2 separate regions of the Homo sapiens genome follow, and region 2 is linked to region 1. Evidence: chromatin loops called from intact Hi-C (ENCODE). Cell type or tissue: natural killer cell. All regions are shown on one strand. Each heading gives the region's core, and the rest is flanking DNA. Links, peaks and the distances in the headings are about the cores only. Region 1 overlaps DNAJC8 (DnaJ heat shock protein family (Hsp40) member C8). Region 2 overlaps EYA3 (EYA transcriptional coactivator and phosphatase 3).

Region 1 (5,378 bases), core at 91-5,090:
TAGCTGGGACACAGGCACGTACCACCATGCCTGCACCACCGTGCCCAGCTAATTTTTTATTTTTAGTAGAGACGGGGTTTCACTATGTTGGCCGGGGTGGTCTCAAACTCCTGACCTCTAGTGATCTGCCTGCATCGGCCTCTCAAAGTGCTCGGATTACAGGCATGAACCACCACGCCCAGCCTACACTTCATTTTAAAGGTGCAGTTCCCACTTTACATACCAGGATGCTGAGGCTCAGAGTTGATGTTACTGGCCCATATGCCGGGTTTCTACCCATACCTGGCTGGCTCCTTCCACCTCACCTCTGCCCACAAAGGTCCTCTTGCCAGCAGTTGGCTCCACAGCTGGGGAGCCTATCTGCTCCACTATTTACAGAAAACAAGAAAAGTGGCTCATCCAGCCTTTCATTTTCTTCTGGGCCCTGGCACTCCTCCAGCAAGCCTTCCCTACCCAGAGAGCTCCCCTTAACCTATTCATGGATGAAGGGGTGGGAGAGGATGGCACTGCCATAGCCACAGCCCCACCCTGGAGGCCGGTCTTGACTGTACTGCCTCAAGTCAATGCCCAGCATACACTCCTCTCCCCAGCCACGTCATCACAGAGATTGCTCCAAGCAGGGTTATGAGAATGGGCTGGGACCACTGCTGATCTTCCCAGTGGGTCTGTCACTAAAATGTGCCAGAAAGTAAGTGGGAAGACTTTGGTCCATCTAGGAAAATACGATGTCCTGACTGAAACCCAAATTCCTCAATATGCCATTACGATCTCCCTGATCTCATCTCACCTCACGTCTGTGCTCTAAGCATAACAAATGTTGTTCAGTCCCATGAATGGGCTATTCTCTTACCTTCTGGGCCTTTGCACATGCCACTCTCTCTGACTGAAACACCTTTCCCTCAAGTCCCACCCCTTCTGTGCCAGACACTGTTGTTTCTAGCAGGCATTCTTTTTTTTTTTTTTTGAGACGGAGTTTCATTGTCGCCCAGGATGGAGTGCAGTGGCGCGATCTCGGCTCACTGCAAGATCCACATCCCGAGTTCACGCCATTCTCCTGCCTCAGCCTCCCGAGTAGCTGGGACTACAGGCGCCTGCTACCACGTCCGGCTAATTTTTTGTATTTTTAGTAGAGACAGGGTGTCACCGTGTTAGCCAGGATGGCCTCGATCTCCTGACCTTGTGATCCGCCTGCCTTGACCTCCCAAAGTGCTGGGATTACAGGCGTGAGCCACCCCACCCGGCCTTTCCAGCAGGCATTCTTTCATCTTTACCAACTTAATTTTATTGGAAACAGGTGCCCAATCCCAAGGAGTAAGGCTTGGTATATTGCCTGTCTGTTCTTCGCAGCTCTCCCAGCCAAACTTACCAAGAGGGGTCCCTGTGACCCATTTTCTAACCAGTGACATCTTCTGGGAAAAATTTTGCTCCCTGGATGACTTATTTCTGTTTGGTAGTTGTTATAAGATGTGGTGCTAGAAACTTCTTGCAACTATGAGATGCCAAACCCTCCACAGAGGACGGAGAAGCATAGTAAGAGCCTGTTTCCCTGGAGGTATTACTGAATGAATGATTCCACCATGAACAATACCTGAAACCACCTGTCTCCACTTATGGAAGTAAAATATTCCTCTAATTCTTTTTGCCAGTTATTCCTTGCAGCCAAAACACTCCTAACTGATGCATCAGCCCCTGGGTTCCAGTTTTTAAAAGGGCCACTTTCTTCAGGAAACATTCCCTGGCTGCTAAAAATGAGATCAAGGGCCCCCTTCTCGGAGCAGTGGACAGTCTTCTTGCCCGTGTGCCCCAGCTGTGAGGCAGGCAACAGGGGTCCTGCAGTGTTCACCACTGTATTTCTAAACCAGCATATTTGTTCAATGAATAAACACACCTGATATGATTTGGATTTGTGTCCCCACCCAAATCTCATGCCCAATTGTAATCCCCCACGTTGGAGGAGGGACCTGGTAAGAGGTCATATGATCCATATGTTTGGATCATAGGGGCCGCCCCCTTTGCTGTTCTTGTGATAGTGAGTTCTTATCTATCACTATCCAGATAGTGAGATCTGGTTGTTTAAAAGCGTACAGCACCTCTCCCTGCGCTCTCTTCCTCCTGCTCCGGCCATGTAAGACGTGCCTCCTTCCTCTTCACCTTCTGCCACAACTGTTAAGTTTCCTGAGGCCTCCCCAGCCATGCTTCCTGTAAAGCCTGTGAAACCATGAGTCAATTAAACCTCTTTTCTTTATAAATTACCCAGTCTCAGGTAGTTCTTCATAGCAGTGTGAGAACTAACACCCATAGCTAATTGCTGGCACAGCCTCCTTGAGGGCAAAGGTAAGTTTGCAGATAGCTGAACTGAACCACCACCACTTAACCTCTAAGGAAGCGGTGTGTGCACCCACATCCTGGACTGAAATGGGGTTGCTTGGCTTTGCTTGGCTAGAAAAGATAATCACTGCCCCCCTAGTCAGGACTGCATTACCTCACGGCATGTATCACTTTTGCAGGGCAACTAAACATTTTCTCCCCCTGCCTTGGTCCAGTTTTAGCCAGAAGCACACCCACCCACCCACCCACTCATCACTGTGCTCTACTTCACATGTGGTTTGGATGTGCTCAGTGGTACTTGGAAGGACAGTAAGACACCCAAGCCTCTGTCCTCTCCCACAGAGAAATGAAAGTTGCACTTCTCATGATACTAAAAGACATGGTGCCTTTCGTAGTCATTGTGCCTGTTTACTCATCTACAAGACATTGCAAAAAGCAAAACTCTAGTTTTGAGTCACCTAGTTTCCTGTATCTTCACATTTCAAGTGTCACCTTTCCCCTTCTCACTTTGGGCCCCTCCTGAGGGCTGATTCTGTCCCTGAAAGCAAGCAGGACATTTAAGCATAGACTGTGAGCTGGACGCTTTCATATATTACTTCATTTAATCCTCAAAACAATCAGTATCTTCATTTTACACAGAAATAATAGGATATTGGCAATACCCAAGGAGCACTATGGTAGTTACCTTGTATATGCCATGGCAAATCTGCCCTAAAAGCTGCTGCAGTAATTCATATTCCCATTTCATAGATGAAGAAACTAAGGTTCAGCCAGGTCTGTCCAACCCCAAAGCATTTTGGGGTTCAGCCAAGCCAGACAAGGGACCCACAAGGGAGAGTACAAGGAAAAGTACATCAATGGCTTGGGTATAAAAATTTATTATACATAAAGAATATTACCACTAACAAATGCAGACAGGCTAGGACATGGTACTGGGTGGAGGACGGCTAGCTCTTTGGAAAGTGAAAGGTTTGGGTGGCGTGGGCCTCATGCCACACTGATTGGTCAGTAGACAGGGGGCACATGCCAAACACCACAGGGCATCAGATGCTGCTCTGTGTGCTCACAAGTGTTCCCTGTCTTATCTGGGCCTTCGAAGGGAGCACACCCAGAAGCGAGCAACTGAAGCGAAGGGGCTTCCTAAGGTGCCCCTTCCAGGCTTGTCTCTGAAGTCACAGCAACACTGTTTTAAGCAGTATGTTTAATTGGATGATTTCCACAAACTATCCACGAAGTTTCTAACCATCACAATTCAGTGAAGTACAAAACACTGAGTTACAGGCTGTGGGAAGAGAAGGCAGCACCAATGGTGGCACCTTCTAATACTGGTTGTTCTAGGGGCAGGGAGAGGGAAAGGTCTTTTTTTAAACCAAGCCCCTCATTTCAATGTACAAAAGAATTACTCTGATCGATATTAAATCGTATTGAAAACAAAATGGACTAAAAAGCAAATACTACTCTATGTTGGGGTGGAAGTGGGAGGAAAGAATGAGTCCTTCGAAGCAGGAAGGGAGATAGCAGGGGAAAGGTTCTGTGCCTGTGACCTTGGGCGGTCACTCACGTTGCTCCATTTTTACTTTCGGTGGTCTCAGGAAGGTCCGATTTTTCTTCTCTTTCTTCCCCTTCGTATTGGCTTGGAAGTTTCGCCAGCTGTCCACACGACCATCTCGACTTTCCTAAGTACAAAAGAAGTTTGAGGTGAGGAGACCAGTCAATGAGTGGAAAGGCCTAAACCTGGTCTGCCATCCACTCACCCTCCTGTAGCCCAGCCCACTTCAGTCCTCTGGAATAACCCAAGAGTAGAATAGAGCTGGCCAGGCACAGTGGCTCATACCTATAATCCCAGCACTTCGGGAGGCCGAGGCGGGCAGATCACCTGAGGTCAGGAGTTCAAGACCAGCCTGGCCAACATGGTGAAACCCTGTGTCTAATAAAAATACAAAAATTAGCCGGGCGTGGTGGCAGGTGCCTGTAATCCCAGCTACTCGGGAGGCTGAGGCAGGAGAATCGCTTGAGCCTGGCAGGCAGAGGTTGCAGTGAGCCCAGACCATGCCACTGCACTCCAGCCTGAACAACAAGAGCGAGACTTTGTATCAAAAAAAAAAAAAAGAAAAGAAAAAAAGAAAAAAGAGTAGAATAGGCCAGGCATGGTGGCTCACACATCAGGTGGATCACCTGAGGTTGGGAGTTCGAGACCAGCCTGACCAATATGGAGAAACCCCATCTCTACTAAAAATATAAAAAGTTAGCCGGGCATGGTGGCGCATGCCTGTTAATCCCAGCTACTCGGGAGGCTGAGGCAGGAGAATCACTTGAACCTGGGAGGCGGAGGTCGCAGTGAGCCAAGATCACGCCATCGCACTCCAGCCTGAGCAACAAGGGCAAAACTCCGTCTCAAAAAAAAAGTAGAATAGAGCTTTCTTCCCACTCCCAAGGGCCCAAGAAAGTGTCATAGCACCCCTAGAACGCAGGATGAGCTGCAGGTTGCAAGAGGAGGACGAAATCAGTAATAATCATCACAACACTGAGGCCCCATTTGTTGGGGACCTCGAGGCTAGACGTTTAACATGGTTTTTTTTGTTGTCATTGTTGTTGTCTTTTGTGAGATGCAGTCTCGCTCTGTTGCCCAGGCTGGAGTGCAGTGGTGCGATCTCGGCTCACTACAACCTCTGCCTCCCGGGTTCACATCATTCTCCTGCCTCAGCCTCCTGAATAGCTGGGACTAAAGGGGCCCGCCACCACGCCCGGCTAATTTTTTGTATTTTTAGTAGAGACGGGGTTTCACCGTGTTAGCCAGGATGGTTTCGATCTCCTGACCTCATGATCCGCCTGCCGTGGCCTCCCAAAGTGCTGGGATTACAGGCATGAGCCACCTCACCCGGCCTTTTTTTTTCTTTTTTTTTTTTTTTTTGAGACGGCTCTGTCACCCAGGCTGGAGTGCAGTGGCACAATCTTGGCTCACTGCAAGCTCCACCTCCTGGGTTCACACCGTTCTCCTGCCTCAGCCTCCTGAGTAGCTGAGACTACAGGTGCCAGCCACCACACCTGGC
Region 2 (5,378 bases), core at 319-5,318, 210 kb before region 1:
TCACCAGATATCCACTCCTTGGTGTCAGCTTTACTGTTTACTACGTTGTGGATCTGGAATTACTGCTTTGCGGGAGGGAGTAATAGGGTATTGGTGCAGACACAGACTGGTGCATTTATTTCCCAGTCTAAGCTTCACGTTGAAATCTCCTTAATCTGCTTAATGTACCCTTTTTCTTTTGAATCTTGCCTTCTTTAGTGGGTTTGGATACATTTCTTGGAGCTTCCTGTACCTAGGACATTGTAATAACATCTCCTCCATGTATTCTTTGACGTCACCAGGTCCAACTTATGGACAAGAGATTATGGGTTACTGAGTTTTAATTTCGTGAGCAAAAAGTAAGGAGAAAGAAAAAGGATTTCATATATAAATATTCTCTTAAAACTAGAAGTTGTGCTGTTAACATAAAATGACCTTGCTTCTCACCTAACACAAATACTTCCCTACATCATTTAAACTCCTCTCTACCCCTATCCCAAACCCTATTTTAGAGAATGGCTTATCCTGAACTGGAGTAGAAGAATATGTCGCTGAGAGGATGAGACCTAAAAGAACCATTTCCATACCTGGACTGGATGAGAAGTAAGGACTTTAATGCAGTTCCTAACCAGGAATCTGTTAAAACTTCAATTTCTGCTCTTAATCTCTGCAGTGCTTCCTTCCTCTGGGGACTGAGGAGACCTTTAGGAATAAAAGCAGACACATTTATCATTTGACAACATATATTTGCTGACAGTGAGAAAGCAACTTCTAAATTCAATTTAAAAAGTGTGAGTCACTGAAATATTCTACTGAGTATGTTTATATATATATATATACATATACGTATTTTTTTCCCATGAACACATGTGCTTTATTGAATTCCATTGTAGACAGGTGAATATAAACTGCTGTATATAGGGGTGGGGTCAAAAGGGCAGGACCAACAGCCCCAGGGTGCAGGGTCAGCAGTGGAGTACATGGGCTCTACTACTGGCCTTGGAGATCCTTTATCTTCTGAGAAATTGCTTGGAAGATTATCACTGAGCTAGTGGTGAAAAGCATGATGAGTGCAATGACCACAGGGATGTCGAGGAACAGGGTACAGATGTTCAAGCACTTGGTGGTGGAGGCACAGGCCTGCGCCCCGGTCACATCACCCACCATCTTCCTGTCCCTAGACTTCATGCAGTACACTAATGCTATGAAGCCCAGGAAGCACTAGTTTATGAAGAGCATTTTGAACAGGGTTTGGGCATGGAGGTCTCACTGCAGATGTGGATCACAGAGGACATCAAGGGAGCAGAGCTATGGGGTGCCCCTAGCATGGCAACCTCGTGTTTCTCCTTGAACATCTCCTAATTTGTCGGGAGGCCAGTGTTGGCGTGAGTGAACAAGGATTTGGAAGTGTGGTTCTTGGTGTCAAGATAAGACCAGTTGTCCTTTTTTTTTTTTTTTTTCTGAGATGGAGTCTTGCTCTGTCGCCCAGGCTGTAGTGTAGTGGTGCAATCTCAGCTTACTGCAACCTCCGCCTCCCAGGTTCAAGCAATTCTCTGCTTCAGCCTCCTGAGTAGCTGGGATTATAGGCAGCTGCCACCACACCCAGCTAATTTTTGTATTTTTAGTAGAGATGGGGTTTCATCATATTGGCCAGGCTGGTCTTGAACTCCTGATCTCATGATCCACCCACCTTGGCCTCCCAAACTGCTGGGATTACAGGTGTGAGCCACCGTGCCTGGCATTTTTTTTTTTTTTAATTTCTCTTCTTGGAGAAACCTTAGAGTAGTGCTACCCAGAATGCCATTTTTACTTTCTTTATCACAGTGTTTTGGGGATGTTCAGGCAAAGATAAATTTTTAGAAAAATCTTGTTACGGGGACACAATAACAACAATAAAATCAGCTGACAGAAATAATTTAGATTCTGGTGCAAGCTCCTTCTTTCATCACCAACCAATAGCATATCTTTTGCAGACTGGTTGACCACACTTTGAATTGCACTGCTTAGAACATGACATCAAGAACCAAAGTGCGAAAAATTAGTGTTACAGCTAGAAGAGTCCTTAGCATTTCTAATCTCTCTGTAAAGAAACGAAACCCAATGAAAAAAAGGGCCCTAAGATTACACAGTAAGTTTGCAGCTTTTGGTCTTAAGAAGTCTTTCCACTACTCCACAGAACTTCCATGGTGACTACTTGTCCACTTGCTTCAGAACATGTTGACATGAAATTCCAGGTTGAATGACTAATTCTCCATACTGTACTTCTGAAACAACTCCAACTGATAAGACACTAAAACACTACCCAAGACTAGATATCTAAGCACAAAAGAGAGCTCATATGATGGGAGCCTGCTCTCAGACACTTCAGTTAAAATATTCAAGCAGTAAATCTGGATCTGAATTTTCTACAGTGAAGGTTAAAAAAAAATCCTGTATTCTATTAGTAATACTCCATAAAAGCAGATGGCATTTTTGTGAGGAGGAGAACTGGAGTATAATTTGTTTTCAGATTGATGGTTCCACAATGTAAGCCTAGAATTAGATGACTCTTAACATTTTGGATAAAACAAAACGACAACAAAACCAGTACCTATATATGATATACTCAACTAATACATGATGTGGCGCTTTCATCAATTCATATTGTACAAAACATACAGCTGGCCATTAATTTTAATCTATTCTCCAAAGTAGGCTCAGAGGATTCTCACACAGGGTTACATCGCTTTGTTCAGGAAACCAGGTCCAGGCATTGGGCAGGGAAAAGATAAAGAGACTCAGGCTGTATATGAAAACTAACAAAAGAAAGGCTAATGTTTGTGAGAAAGAAAATGCAAAAAGATGTGGAGTTACCAAAATAAAAAATACTGGCTTTGAATCATGAGAAGAAATAAGCAACAAAAAGGGGAATCTGAAAAAAGTAAATTAGATTCCTGAAGTCTGGAAGCCCATGATTTTTATCTGGTATTAGAGAGCTGTAACTGAAATGAACCAAATTGATCTGTAAAGTCTTGTTCCTACTTTCTGCGCCATATTGTAAGGCAGCATAGTATAGTACAAGGGCTCTTGACCTTGAGTAAAATACCTCTAGGCCAGCAGTCCTCAACCTTTTCAGCACCAGGGACCAGTTTCGTAGAGGACAATTTTTCCATGGACCTGGGTGGGGGGCGAGAGGTTTCGAGATGAAATTGTTCCACCTCAGATCATCAGGCATTAGTTAGATTTTCATAAGGAACATGCAACTAGATCCCTTGCATGTGCAGTTCACAATAGGGTTTGTACTCCTATGAGAATCTAATGCCGCCACTGATCTGACAGGAAGTGGAGCTCAGGCAGTAATACTCACTTGCCGGCCTGCTCACTTCCTGCTATGTGGCTGTGCTGCCTGGTTGCTAACAGGCCGCTGACTGGTATCAGTCTGAGGCCCGGGAATTGGGGACCCCTGCTCTAGGCAGGCTATGTAATCCCTGAATCTTTGAGCAACATTTTGTATGTATTTGTATCTTTGATGGTGATGGTTTACAGTTTTAAATATTTTCTCAAAAGAGTACCTCACTATAAAAGGAGCTGCATGAAAGTGCACTGGACCAAAAAGTTAGGGAATGTGAATTTCAAACATGGTATGGTTACAAATTTGCAATGTGACCATGAATAAGCTGCCCCCACTACCCCTATGATGGACATCACTTTTCTCAACTGTAAAATGAGGAATTCAGATTAGACTTCTGTCTCTTTTAATTCAAACAATCTATGATTAATTAATTCTAAATAATAGAATTTTAGGCTTAGTGGCATCTGGCATTTGAAATATTTCTGGTCAGAAAGAATTTCCAAGATTCTTTAAATCACAACACATTGATACTACCAACCTACAATCCTGGACCTAGATTTCTGTCCACGAAAAGTTACTAGCTAGTTCTACTTAACTTGTCCTGATAGTTATATAAACCAGCCAAAAAAAAAAATGTGGCACCCTATTAACTAGCGTTGACAGCAGTTGTGATACATGTCATCAAACATAATCTACAGAACATGTTTCCTTTAAAAAGGCATTTGTCCAAAGACAACAAGAGAACTTTCCAAAATTATGCTTAGAGAAGCCCGTTAGAAATATAGAGCTTCCTCCCAAAAGGTTTCAACCAAACCTCTATTTTTTTAAATACAGAGTTTAACATATAACTGTGGCATAATTTATAAGCAGTTGTCATGGGGAATCTAAGGAATCCCTGGAAAGAAAAGGAGGAAACCAGGAAGAAACAGAGAATCAGACTGGTTATATGCCACACTTACCACCCACGTTGCTTTTATGCTTATCATAGATTTCTCTCACTTTCCGGTAGCGGAAAGCTAGTTTCCTCATCCAGTCCACACCTCCCTGAACACCCACAGATGAACCATGGCTGCCACTACCTCCTGAGCCACTGAAACCATCTGTTGAGAAACTGTAGTTGCTGCAAGGAGAGAAGATAATAAAAATTAAAATTTATACAGCATAAAGTTTTTGTTTGAGTGCTATTTGGTTGGGTTCTTGGTATCTGATAAATAAGGCCAATGGCTTTAAGGATCTTCTTCCTTAATCTCTGTATGTCAGAGTCTATCTTTCATTAGTTCTCTATCTCACACTTATTACTTCTATCAAAGAAAGGACTGAAATGAGAGAGGGAATGAAAGGTAGAAACAATTCAAGCACCAGCATTCCTTAGAGGTTGACTTGGGATAAGGCATCTTTTTCACTAATGACAGAAAATAACCACACAGTGAAAAAAGCAGAATATAAAATTTTGTGAGTACACTTACACACACAGTGATTGCAACTATGTAAAAAGGAGAAACATGAAAAAATAATGAAAGGAAATAGGCTAAAATGCTAACAATGGTAAGATAATGGCAGATATTTCCTTAAGTGATCTGCTGGCTGGTTTATGTTCATAGGTCACTGTGGTAGCTTCAAAATATATCTACAAATTCTTTGATATTCCTCTCTTCTAATTCTGCTCCCCTTGGGTATGGACTATACTTAAAATATAAATAGAAAGTGATAAAACTGATAGTGTTAGGCTTCAGAGACTAGGCTTCTTCTGCTCTCTCTTGGAGCACTTGCTCTGGAAGAAGCCAGCTGTCACGTGAGAACATTCAAGCAGCCCCATGGAGAGGTATGTGTAATGAGGAACTAAAGCCTTCTGTCATCAGCCACATGTCAGAGATTGGAAGCACATTCTCCAGCTCCAGTTAAGCTTTCAGATGATTAGAGCTCTAGCCAACATCTTGATTTCAACCCCAGAAACTCTAATTGAGAACTACCTCTGGGGCTGAATGCAGTGGCTCATGCCTATAATCCCAGCACTTTGGGAGGCCGAGGCGGGTGGATCTCCTGAGGTCCCGCCTCGGCCAACATGGTG

What was found. Peaks named below come from ENCODE experiments on the same cell type or tissue, not always from the same donor. Only the 100,000 strongest peaks of a DNase experiment are listed, where the experiment ranks them.
Region 2: it touches region 1 in a loop (4-fold over the local background); 5 of 110 quality-filtered maps call a loop at or near these places.

Annotation. Positions count from the first base shown.
Region 1 is chr1:28,197,367-28,202,744 of GRCh38, forward strand. DNAJC8 (DnaJ heat shock protein family (Hsp40) member C8) reads right to left here. Exons shown (of 9, transcript NM_014280.3): 9 at 2,912-4,004. The coding sequence ends at 3,882. Among named protein-coding and RNA genes, the nearest start is that of PTAFR, 23 kb to the left of the region's middle. RefSeq lists a silencer at 2,299-2,628. In natural killer cell, for the core only: no CTCF peak of the experiment used is centred there; a DNase peak (open chromatin) is centred at 2,375; H3K27ac peaks cover 2,286 bases.
Region 2 is chr1:27,989,131-27,994,508 of GRCh38, forward strand. It overlaps EYA3 (EYA transcriptional coactivator and phosphatase 3), which reads right to left. Exons shown (of 18, transcript NM_001990.4): 14 at 4,270-4,430; 15 at 567-681. Among named protein-coding and RNA genes, the nearest start is that of XKR8, 32 kb to the left of the region's middle. In natural killer cell, for the core only: no CTCF peak of the experiment used is centred there; DNase peaks (open chromatin) are centred at 1,981, 3,351 and 4,321; H3K27ac peaks cover 4,594 bases.